Regions from separate parts of the Homo sapiens genome. Here region 2 is linked to region 1. A link is a loop called in an ENCODE intact Hi-C map of the cell type or tissue named here. Cell type or tissue: endothelial cell of umbilical vein. All regions are shown on one strand. Region 1 overlaps LINC01451 (long intergenic non-protein coding RNA 1451). Region 2 overlaps NOTCH1 (notch receptor 1).

Region 1 (5,000 bases):
CAGGCCCAGTGTGGGGCTTGGGCGCCGAGGGAGGGACCGCACACCTTGAGTTCCTGCCGAGTCCAGAGAATGGAGGAAGTGGCCAGTGAGGGCCCAACTTGCTGGTGGGCCTCTCTGAGCCCAGCATCCTCTTCTGAAATGGGGGCGTGATGTTCCTGCCTCCCAGGGAGATCTGCAGACCAGCCCTGCGAGGTGTGGAGTCAGCCCCTGCGCGTGCCCGGTCCCCACTCACATTGCCACCTGCCTCCGGTGTGGCTGCGAAGTCGGAGGGAGGAGAGAGCCAGCCAGGGGTGTGGGCGCCAAGATCAGAGACTCGCACGCTGCTGGACGGAATGTGGACCGGCCCAGCTGCTGGGTCACCTGCCGGCAGCTCCCGAAACAACCAGTCACCACGAGACCCAGCAACTCCACCCCTAGGTGTGCGCCCAAGATAAACGGAAGCTCCTGTCCGCACAAACACCCGTGCGGCTTCCTTCACTAAGGGTGGAAACGGCCCGGGTGCCCATGGGTGGGTGACGGATGAACCGGGTAGACCGTCTGTACAATGGAATATTTATCCTTCCGCCACAAAAACAGAAGAAATTCGGACGCAGGCTTCAGTACGGACGGGGTTTAAAGTTGTGATGTGTACGCCACAGTCCGTGTGTGATTCCATTCCCGAGAAGCCCAGCGCTGGCCAGCCCCTGGGAACAGAAGGTGGCTGAGTGGGTCTTTATGGCTGGGGGGCTGGGGCTGGGCTGATGACGTTTATTTTTGATGAAAATGTTCTGGGCCAGGCTTTGTGGTGGCTCACAACTGTGATCCCAGCACTTTGGGAGGCCGAGGCGGGCGGATCACCTGAGGTCAGAAGTTCAAGATCAGCCTGGCCAACATGGTGAAACCCCATCTCCACTAGAAATACAAAAATTAGCTGGGCGTGGTGGTAGCACGTGCCTGTAATCCCGGCTACTCGGGAGGCTGAGGCAGGAGAATTGCTTGAACCCGGGAGGCAGAGATTGCACTGAACCGAGATCGCGCCACTGCACTCCAGCCTGGGCGACAGAACGAGACTCCGTCCGAAAAAGAAAAAAGAAAATGTCCTGAATGGACGGTGGTGACGGCCGCACGTAGCTGAACGTGCTGGAGATGGTGGAATCGCCACTGTCGGTGGAGAAATTCATGGAGCGTGAATTACGGCCGACCCCGGAAAAACGCGGGTTTGAACTTTGGGCTCACCTGCACGTGGATTTTCTCCTTTCTCTGCTGCTCCTGGGTCAGCAAGACCAGCCCCTCCTCTTCCTTCTCCTCCCCAGCCTCCTCAGCATGAAAAAGACCAGGATGAAGACCTTTAGGGTGATCCGCTTCCACGTGGAGACGAGGAAATGCATCCTCTCTTCCTTAGGATTTTCCGAATGGCATTTTCTTTTCTCTGGCTTACTGTATTGTAAGAACACACTATATCACACATTCACGATACAAAAACGTGCATCGACTGTTTATGTTATTGGTAAAGCTTCTGGTCAATAGTAGCCTATGAGTAGTTAAGTTTCGGGGCAATCAAGAGTTATACTTGGGTCTGGCGCAGTGGTTCACAACTGTAATCCCATCACTTGGGGAGGCCGAGGCGGGCGGATCTCGAGGTCAGGAGATCGAGACCATCCTGGCTAACACGGTGAAACCCCATCTCTACTAAAAATACAAAAAATTAGCCGGGCATGGTGGCGGGCGCCTGTAGTCCCAGCAACTCAGGAGACTGAGGCAGGAGAATGGTGTGAACCCAGGAGGCGGAGCTTGCAGTGAGCCAAGATCCCACCACTGCACTCCAGCCTGGGCGACAGAGCGAGACTCCATCTCAAAAAATAAATAAATAAATAAATATAGAAACCCCAGCACTTTGGGAGGCCAAGGCAGGCGGATCACCTGAAGTCAGGAGTTCGAGACCAGCCTGGCCACATGGTGAAACCCCATCTCTACTAAAAATACAAAAATTAGCCAGGCATGGTGGCGTGCACCTGTAATCCCAGCTACTTGGGAGGCTGAGGCAGGAGAATCACTTGAAACCAGGAGGTGGAGCTTGCAGTGAGCCGAGATTGCACCACTGCACTCCAGCCTGGGCAACAGAGCAAGACTGTCTAAAAATATATGTATATATTTTTTTTGAGGTCAAGAGTTTGAGACCTTATAATATATATAAATAGAAGGATTTTCAACTTTGTGTGGGGTTGGCGCCCGAGTCCCCCATTGATCAAGGGCCAATTGTGTATCTCAATAAAGCTGTTAAGACAAAAAAGACTTGCCCAGACTCCCTGAGCAGGGTCAGGGCTGCAGAAGCCAAATGGGCTTGGGAGGGGCTGGCCGGCTGTGGCTCTGTTTTCACTCTGCAGGGTCCCTGGGTGTTTATTCAGCAGGCCTGGGCCCTGCTCCCCACCCAGCCAGAGGCCTCCTCCCCTCCCCGGAGTCTTCCCAGAGGATGTTTTTCCAGGGCCCGGCTGGGCAAATGGCATTTGGATTCTGGCCGGGGAAGCCTGGGGGGACAGTCCCCACGTCCTAGCCCCGTTTGGAAGCAGCCTGTTTCCTCCAGCATCCAGCCAGAGCCCTGCGGATTCATTCTCGGCCACCCGCTGCCCCTCGGAGCTGTGGGACCCCAGGGGGTGCACCTCCTGGGCTGTGCTGGCCTTGGCAAGGCTGGGCAAGGCGAGGCTGGGCCAGGCACCCCTGAGCGTGAGGGACCTGAGGAGGGGTTCAGGCAGGAGCCTCGTGTGGTCTCCCTGTGATGATATTCGGGGCCCCCGACCCCTGCCCGGTGAGGGAGCATGTGGAGCGTCAGGGCACACGGGATGCACAGCTCAGCAGCCCAGGCAGGCCTCTGGTGGAGACGTCCCACACCCCACCCCACCCTCCGCCCCGGCTCCCGCCTTCCCCACCCCCAGACCCGGCCCCTAATCACAATGCACTTCCCACAGCTGGTCCCCACAGCGAGCTCTGCGCCATCCGGATTGAGTGGGGGTGGGTGGGAGTTTTCCCAGAAACGGGCCTGTGAGTCACCAGCCAGGCCAGGAAGTGGCTGCCTCCTGTCCAGCCCCCCAGCTGACCACTGGGCCTCAGTGTGGATCACACAGCAAGGCCATCCATGGTGACCCGAGGACTGACTGAGCGCCTGCTGCCCCCCAACCTCCAGGCGCTCCCAGGCTGTGACTGAGACTGCGGTCAGCGGCCCCGTGCGGGCCCTCATGGAGGAGCACGAAGAACAGGTGCTTCAGGGAGGACAGGATTTTGGGGAGCCCCTGGGGGGGCCTTCCTAGAGGGGAACACGCGTGGGGAGCCCTGAGGTCAGAGCTGACACGCGTGCGAAGGAGGCCTTGGAGGCTGCAGCTCAGCAGGTGGGGCCGGGCTGGGCCCCGAGATGGAGAGGGGAGGCCTTCCCAGGGGCTGTCAGGCCAGGGGTGCCACCAGGAAGCCCAGAGGAGGGGGGGGCCGCTCCTGGGCCCCAGTCACCCAGCCTGGTATATGAGAGTAGGGGGGACCAGAGAGGGAAAGATGGTAGGCAGCCCCAGGCCACACAGAAACCCAGGCAGGACCGTAAAACCCAGGCCTCGACCCGTCAGCCTCCAGCCGCTCTCCGAGGCACCTTGCAGGGGGTGGGATGGCAGTGGGGAGCCTCTCACAACAGGAACTGGGGTCCCAGATGCTGCCCGGAGCCTGGAACTGCGAGTGGCCGTGGCGGTGGCTGTGCTGCTCTTATACGGGACACCCCGGCACCCGAAGGTCGAGCAGGGACCCAGCCCCTGCCACAGCACCTGCCAAGCATCTGGGTGACACTGTGGTCGGGTGGGGCGGGGGGCTTAAGTCAGGTGAATTTGTCAGCTCGGGCAGCTGTGACAAAGTTGCACAGACCCTGGTGGCTTCAACTGCAGGAACTGATTCTCCTGGAAGCCCGAGATCCAAGGGCTGGCTCTTCCGAGGCCCCGCTTCCCGCTCTTGCACACCGTCTTCCTGAGGCGCCCTCACATGGCCATCCCTCGGGGCGTGTCTGTCCCAATCTCCTCTTCTTACAAGGACGCCAGTCATATTGGATCAGGGCCACCCTGTCTTACCTTGACAACCTTTACCTGTCTCCAAACACAGTAGCACACTGGGGCCCTGGGTGCTAGGGCTTCAGCTTGTGAATCTGAGGGCCTTTGTCTGCCCAGGCACTGCCTCCAATAGAACCTTTGGTCCTGCAGGCCGGCAGGTGCCTCTGCCTCCATGCAGCCTGGCCTTAGCCCTGCCTTCATTCCACCTCCCCTCTGGGACTAGGGATGGTGCTGGGAGGCCAGACAGGCTTTGGGGAAGTTACCTGACCTCTCTGAGCCACGAGGTCTTCATTTACAGGATGTGGCTGTGTGTCTCACTGTGACTCTGGGGAGGGACAAGGCTTAGTCAGTGCCTGCCCGGACGCCCACACCCAGCACACAGTAGGTGCTCAGAAAACGCAGCCCAGATTGTTGGAGGCAGAGGGACCCAGGGGCCCCTGGAACAAAGCCCTCGTTGAGCTGGTAGAGACCAAGGCCAGAGAGCCCTAGGCACCTCCCCCGTCTCCCAAGGCCTCTGGGGACCCCCTTTCCACCGAGACCCCTCTGCCCCTGCCCCTCCGGTGACTCGGTGGTTCCCACGTCAGTGACAGCAGGGCCCCTCCCGCCCAGGACAAGCACCACCGCAGGCTGGGGCTGCCTTTCCCTCCTCCGTCTCCCCTCTGCCCACTCGGATCCCACCAGCCTCCTCCAAGGGCCTGTCTGGCCTGCCCAGTCTGCGGGACTCCAGCCATGGTGACGATTCCCCACCATCTCTTGGGAAGGACTGGAGTCATGGTTCAGCTCCAACTGGGGGAGTGCTCCGGTTGCCAGCGGCCAGAGGACCCCGGGGTTGGGGCTGATCCTCGTCAGTCACCCCATCACCAGCTGAAGACCCCCAGCGCCTCCCATGCCCCCTGAGGTGAGGGGGCTGCCTGGAGCATGTGCCCCTGGGGTGACTCGTCCAGGCTA
Region 2 (5,000 bases), 100 kb before region 1:
ACCCGTCTCCTGTGCTTGGGGTCTCTCTCCCCACCTGCTCCTGTCCTCAAGCTCCAGGGCAGGGGGCAGCTTTGCAGGCTTCACAGACCGAGCAGGGGAGGAGAGACAGTTCTTGCCTCTGCCTGCCAGGTGATGCCAGCAAGACCCCCGGCTTCTGCCAACCTCAACCTCTGTGAAGCAGGGCTGGGAGGCCTGAGAGCCCTGGCCTGCAGCGGGGCCCGATGAGCCAGGCGGGAGTGCAGGCCGGGCCCGAGCCATCCTCGGCTCAGTGAAGAGCCGTGGGAGGGGCTCTCGTGACTCTTCCGCGAAGTGCAGGGAGGAGCAAGCCGGCTCTGGGGCCCTCCTGAACCACCCTGGCCATCCCTCAGCACATCCCCCACACCTGACCCAACCCTCCCCGGCCACACTCCGGCCTCCCTGGGTGCTTATGGCCAGCACCATGCGCACCAACCCTGCCCGGGGGAACTGAGGCCTGAGAGCTTCCTGGAGGAGGCCAGAGCCGCGGGGCTACTCACTGGGCCGGCAGTCGTCGATGTCGGTCTCGCAGTTGCGCCCACTGTAGCCGGCCTGGCAGTGGCAGCGGTAGCCGCCGTGGGTGTTCTGGCAGGATGCGCCGTGCCGGCACGGGCTCAGAACGCACTCGTTGATGTCGACCTCACAGGTCTGCCCTGCGGGGCAGGAGGAGGCCGGTTGGTCACCAGCGGCCCCTGGCCCTCCAGGCCCTTCCCAGGCTGGCCCACCCACCTACAGTGCCTCTCCCGACCCAGGAGTAGGCTTCCGTGACCCCAGGACCATCCCCTCTCCCCTAATTTTGGCCTAAGAAGGTCACAGGAACTGGAGTTGGGAACGGTGCTCCCAGGTCAATTCCTGATTCCAGAACTTCTCCGACCAGGGCCTCCTCAGCACCCACCAGCTCCTCTTCAAAGACTCATCTAGCCTGCCTGGGAGCTGCCTGTGTCCCGCAGACATCCTGACCTCCCATCCCAGCCCTCACCGGGCCCTGGCCAGCCTCACCTTGCCAGCCCGTGGGGCAGACACAGGAGAAGCTCTCATAGTCCTCGGATTGCCTGCACTCCCCGCCGTTTCTGCAGGGGCTGGGGGCACACGGGGCCAGCACCACCTCACACGTGGCACCTGCGGGAAGGAGACACACGTGACCCCGGGAGCCTCACCCAGAGGGATCTCCCAAATCGGCCACCGCCTGCTGGTCTTTCCGCCATCAGAGTGCCGTCTGCTGGTCCCGCCGGGAGGCAAATGTGCACCGAGACCCCTGAGCGCTCCCGGCTGTGCCAGGACCCTGACCCAGGGAGGAGTGGAGCACAGATGGGGGGACGCTGAAGACAAGCTGCACAAATGTCACGCTCAGAAGCCACCCCTCATTCCCGGTTGGCAGCGGGGCACAGCCTAGGCCTCACCCCACCAGGCGTGCCCAGGAACAAGGACTGCACCAGGAGAGGCGGCCTCAGTCGGGTGGGCTCCACGACACTGCAGGGACCTGGGCCCACCCCGGACGCAAGCCCCCTCATCTCTGGGTGACGAGGAAAGGCCCTGGCCTGAGACCGAGGCCTGAAACTAATCCTGGGGCTCCGTGTCACAGGCAGCAAACGCCCATCACGGGAGGCCAACAAACAAGGGCTGCGATGGAGGGGACAGGCCCAGGCCCCCAGCACATCCTGCGTGTCGGGGCACGGGGCACGGCCTGGAGACCTCCAGGGCCACGCAGGGTGTCTGGCAAAGGCTATGTGGGAACCACGTGCACAGCCGAGGGCCTTTTTCTGCACAAGCCCATGGCCGAGCTTCCTGTTTATAGCCGTGGGGACTGCGTTATCTTCCCTGTCCCCCATTATCTCCCTGGCCTGCTGGGGCGACTTTCCAGGGCCTCTCTTCCTATTGGTTTCCACGGTGACCCGGGCAGGCAGGAACTGCGCCAGAGTTTCCGACAATTGTGCGAAAGGAAGCAGGAAGCGGGCAGATAGGAAGCGGGTCAGCACCGCCGCTCCTCCTGCCGGCCCGATCGACGTGTCTGAAAGGGACAGGGGCGCCCAGCCGTGGAGGGAGGGTCCTCACTGACTGACACAGGAGAGAAAACCCAGGTCCTTAACTTCGGTCAAAGAAAACAGCGTTCTGGCCACAGGCTGCTGGATGTCATGGGAACCGCAGGCGTGGGACCTCCAGCCCGGCTGCCTGGCCCAGGCAGGCCCTCCCTGACCAGGCCCCGTGGCAGCACCCTCTGCCCGCTCCTGGGGAGCGCCAGGACCCCGGTGCTTGTGGACTCTTCTTTGTCTTTTCTAGAGGAGATCATTTCCTGTGATCCCCTTGGCTGGGTTCATAGCAGGGGCTGGACAGTTGGGGGAACATCCCCCTCCCCGCTCAGCCCAAACAGAGGGCTCCTTGTTCCGCTCACACAAAGAGAGCCCGCCATCAAAGGAATCCCTCAGGTCCGGCTGGCGGGGGTGGGGAAGCCCGGCCCCCAGAGACCCCAGCAGGGTGGGCGCCGGGAGCACGGAGCCCAGTGACCCAGGCCCGGCCCTGCTAAGGATTCACCTGCATCTTACCTGTGTCTTGCGGCAGGCTTGCCAGGTAAAACACATGCTTGCATGAAAATTTTCTCCCAGGCATCCTGTATCTTTGCTAATCTGCCAACCCCACCCCCGGGAGAAGGCCCACATACTGCAGGGGCCTAAGGCACTCAGTGAGGCGCAGAACCTTCTGGAAGGCCCCGCCCCAAGAAAGCCACCACTTTACCCTCCAGTCACGGCTTCCCAGGCCGCCCCCACCCCTGGCCCCACCCTCTCCAGCACAGGCTCCGCCCTCTCCAGCACAGGTCCCGCCCCTCCCACATAGGCCCCGCCCCCTCCAGCACAGGCCCCACCCACCCCTCACCTGTGTAGGGCAGCAGGCAGTTGCACTTGTACCCGGCAACGTCGTCAATACACGTGCCCTGGTTCAGACATGGGTTGGACGCACACTCGTTGATGTTGGTCTGGCAGTTGGGACCTGGAGGGAAGGGGACAGCACTCGGCATGTCCAGCACTCCCAGGCACCTTGGCAGGGCCCCACAACAGCAGCCCTGGGCCTGCTCCCCACCCCAGGCCCCTCCTCATCTCCAAGAGCCAGAGGCCTGGAGCTAAGGCTTTGCCACGGGAGGGAGACACCATGCATGGTGCTGGCTGGACCTGGGTCCCGATCCTGTGTCTCCAGCTCCCCAGACTCGAGGGCGGCCCTCTGCACTGAGAAACGCGCAGCCCACTCACCGCTGAAGCCCTCCCGGCAGGTGCACACGTAGCCACTGGTCATGTCTTTGCAGGTGCCGCCGTTGACACAAGGGTTGGATTCACACTCATTGTTGTTGATGTCACAGTTGGTCCCACTCCACCCAGGGTCACAGTCGCACTTGTACCTGCAAGGGGGACCACACTGCAGGTCGAGGGAGGCCCGAGCAGCACGGCCGGGGCCTGGGCACTCCCGGGTCTGCAATGCCCTATGGGCTGGCGGAGGTGCCCATCCACTCAGACTCGCAGAGTCCTTTAGTGGGGGCAGGCTGGGCGCTGTGGCTCACACCTGTAATCCCAGCACTTTGGGAGGCGGGGGTGGCTGAGTCACTTGAGGCCAGGAGTTCAAGATCAGCCTGGCCAACATGGCGAAACTCCCCCACCCCATATATACTAAAAATACAAAAATTAGCCAGGTGTGGTGGCACATGCCTGTAATCTCAGCTACTCGGGAGGCTGAGGCAGGGGAATCACTTGAACCTGAGGGGTGGAGGTTGCAGTGAGCTGAGATCATGCCATTGCACTCCAGCCTGGACAACAGAGCAAGGCTCTGTCTCAAAATAAAGAAAAAAGTGGGGGCCGCAGCGCTTCCCATACCCAAGACTGCGGCAGGGGTTTGGTTCATTAGCGAGGGGACCATGCCAAGTGCAGGGCAGTAGGGTGCTGCGAAAAGCCCCCCACCACTTGCCCGCTGTGTGGCCCCGAACAAAGCACGTGCCTTCTCTGCGCCAAATGAGGGCAATGGGGTCCCTGCTGATTTAAATGGTCCCATCCAGGCAGAGTGCTGCCAGGCACATCATGGGCATCAGAAACACTTGCGGCTGTTACCATGGAAACGTGTTCCAGGGTCACTGTGGGCCTGTGTCCTGAGCACACCATGCAGCCCACAAGGACACGCAGCACACAGCTGCTGGGTGTGGACTGTAGTCTGACTGAGGACCCAGAGGCATGTGCGTCCCCGAGGGGAGCTCCCTGCCACCCAGCCCCGTCCGAGGCCCGTTTCTGGCCCATCTCAAGCTCTGTGCAGGTGCCACCCTCCTGGCAGCAGAGCTCCCAGGGTTTAGGACTGATGTGTCCCCATGATCGGCCCCGCCGCATACCCGTTGAGGCTGTCCCGGCAGGCCCCGTGGACGCAGGGGTTGCTGTTGCACTCATTGACCTCAGACAGGCAGGTGGGGTCGTGGTAGCCCTCGGGGCAGCGGCAGGTGAAGCCATTGATGCCGTCCTCGCAGGTGCCCCCGTTGTGGCAGGGGTTGCCCGCACACTCATCGATGTTGATGTTACACATGCTCCCTAAGGGCAGGGCGGGTCAGACTCCGAGGCCCAGCGCCCAGGGGGTCCCACCCACGTCAACCTCGATTTCCCTGTCTGTTGAGCCGGGGCGATCACCCTTCTGGCCACATCCTTCCAGGTGTCAGAAACCATCTTGGATCACAATGTGCCATGTGCCAGCCTCCCCGGGCACCAGTGCCCACTCAAGTCATCCTCCCAGGGGCCCCAGGGGCAGGGGCTACTGCAGCCCTGACTGATGAGAATCTGAGGCCCAGAGAGGCAGAGGGACCTGCTCAAAGGTGCTGGTGAGCCACAGAGGCAGAAGGTACTTAAGCCTGGCCTCAGGGCTGGCTGCTCCCTCTTGGCCTGCTGGGCCACTCTGCCAACACGGCCTGGGACAGCTCTGACCGGAGACAAGAGGGGTCGGGGGGACCCATCGTGCTGCCAGTTATAGCC

What was found. Hi-C counts contacts between places; a loop is a spot of excess contacts. Peaks named below come from ENCODE experiments on the same cell type or tissue, not always from the same donor. Only the 100,000 strongest peaks of a DNase experiment are listed, where the experiment ranks them.
Region 2: it touches region 1 in a loop (5-fold over the local background); 3 of 110 quality-filtered maps call a loop at or near these places.

What each region holds. Positions count from the first base shown.
Region 1 is chr9:136,611,488-136,616,487 of GRCh38, forward strand. It overlaps LINC01451 (long intergenic non-protein coding RNA 1451), which reads right to left. Exons shown (of 3, transcript NR_135288.1): 1 at 2,637-5,000; 2 at 1,216-1,416; 3 at 541-683. Among named protein-coding and RNA genes, the nearest start is that of LINC01451, 3.2 kb to the right of the region's middle. RefSeq lists a silencer at 3,830-4,124. In endothelial cell of umbilical vein, no CTCF peak of the experiment used is centred here; DNase peaks (open chromatin) are centred at 2,434 and 3,004; H3K27ac peaks cover 1,477 bases.
Region 2 is chr9:136,510,138-136,515,137 of GRCh38, forward strand. It overlaps NOTCH1 (notch receptor 1), which reads right to left. Exons shown (of 34, transcript NM_017617.5): 13 at 4,373-4,565; 14 at 3,255-3,400; 15 at 2,884-2,997; 16 at 1,015-1,134; 17 at 516-668. All of the region lies in intron 1 of LOC124902310 (a long non-coding RNA gene), which reads left to right. Among named protein-coding and RNA genes, the nearest start is that of MIR4673, 7.0 kb to the right of the region's middle. In endothelial cell of umbilical vein, no CTCF peak of the experiment used is centred here; DNase peaks (open chromatin) are centred at 2,014 and 2,654; H3K27ac peaks cover 2,786 bases.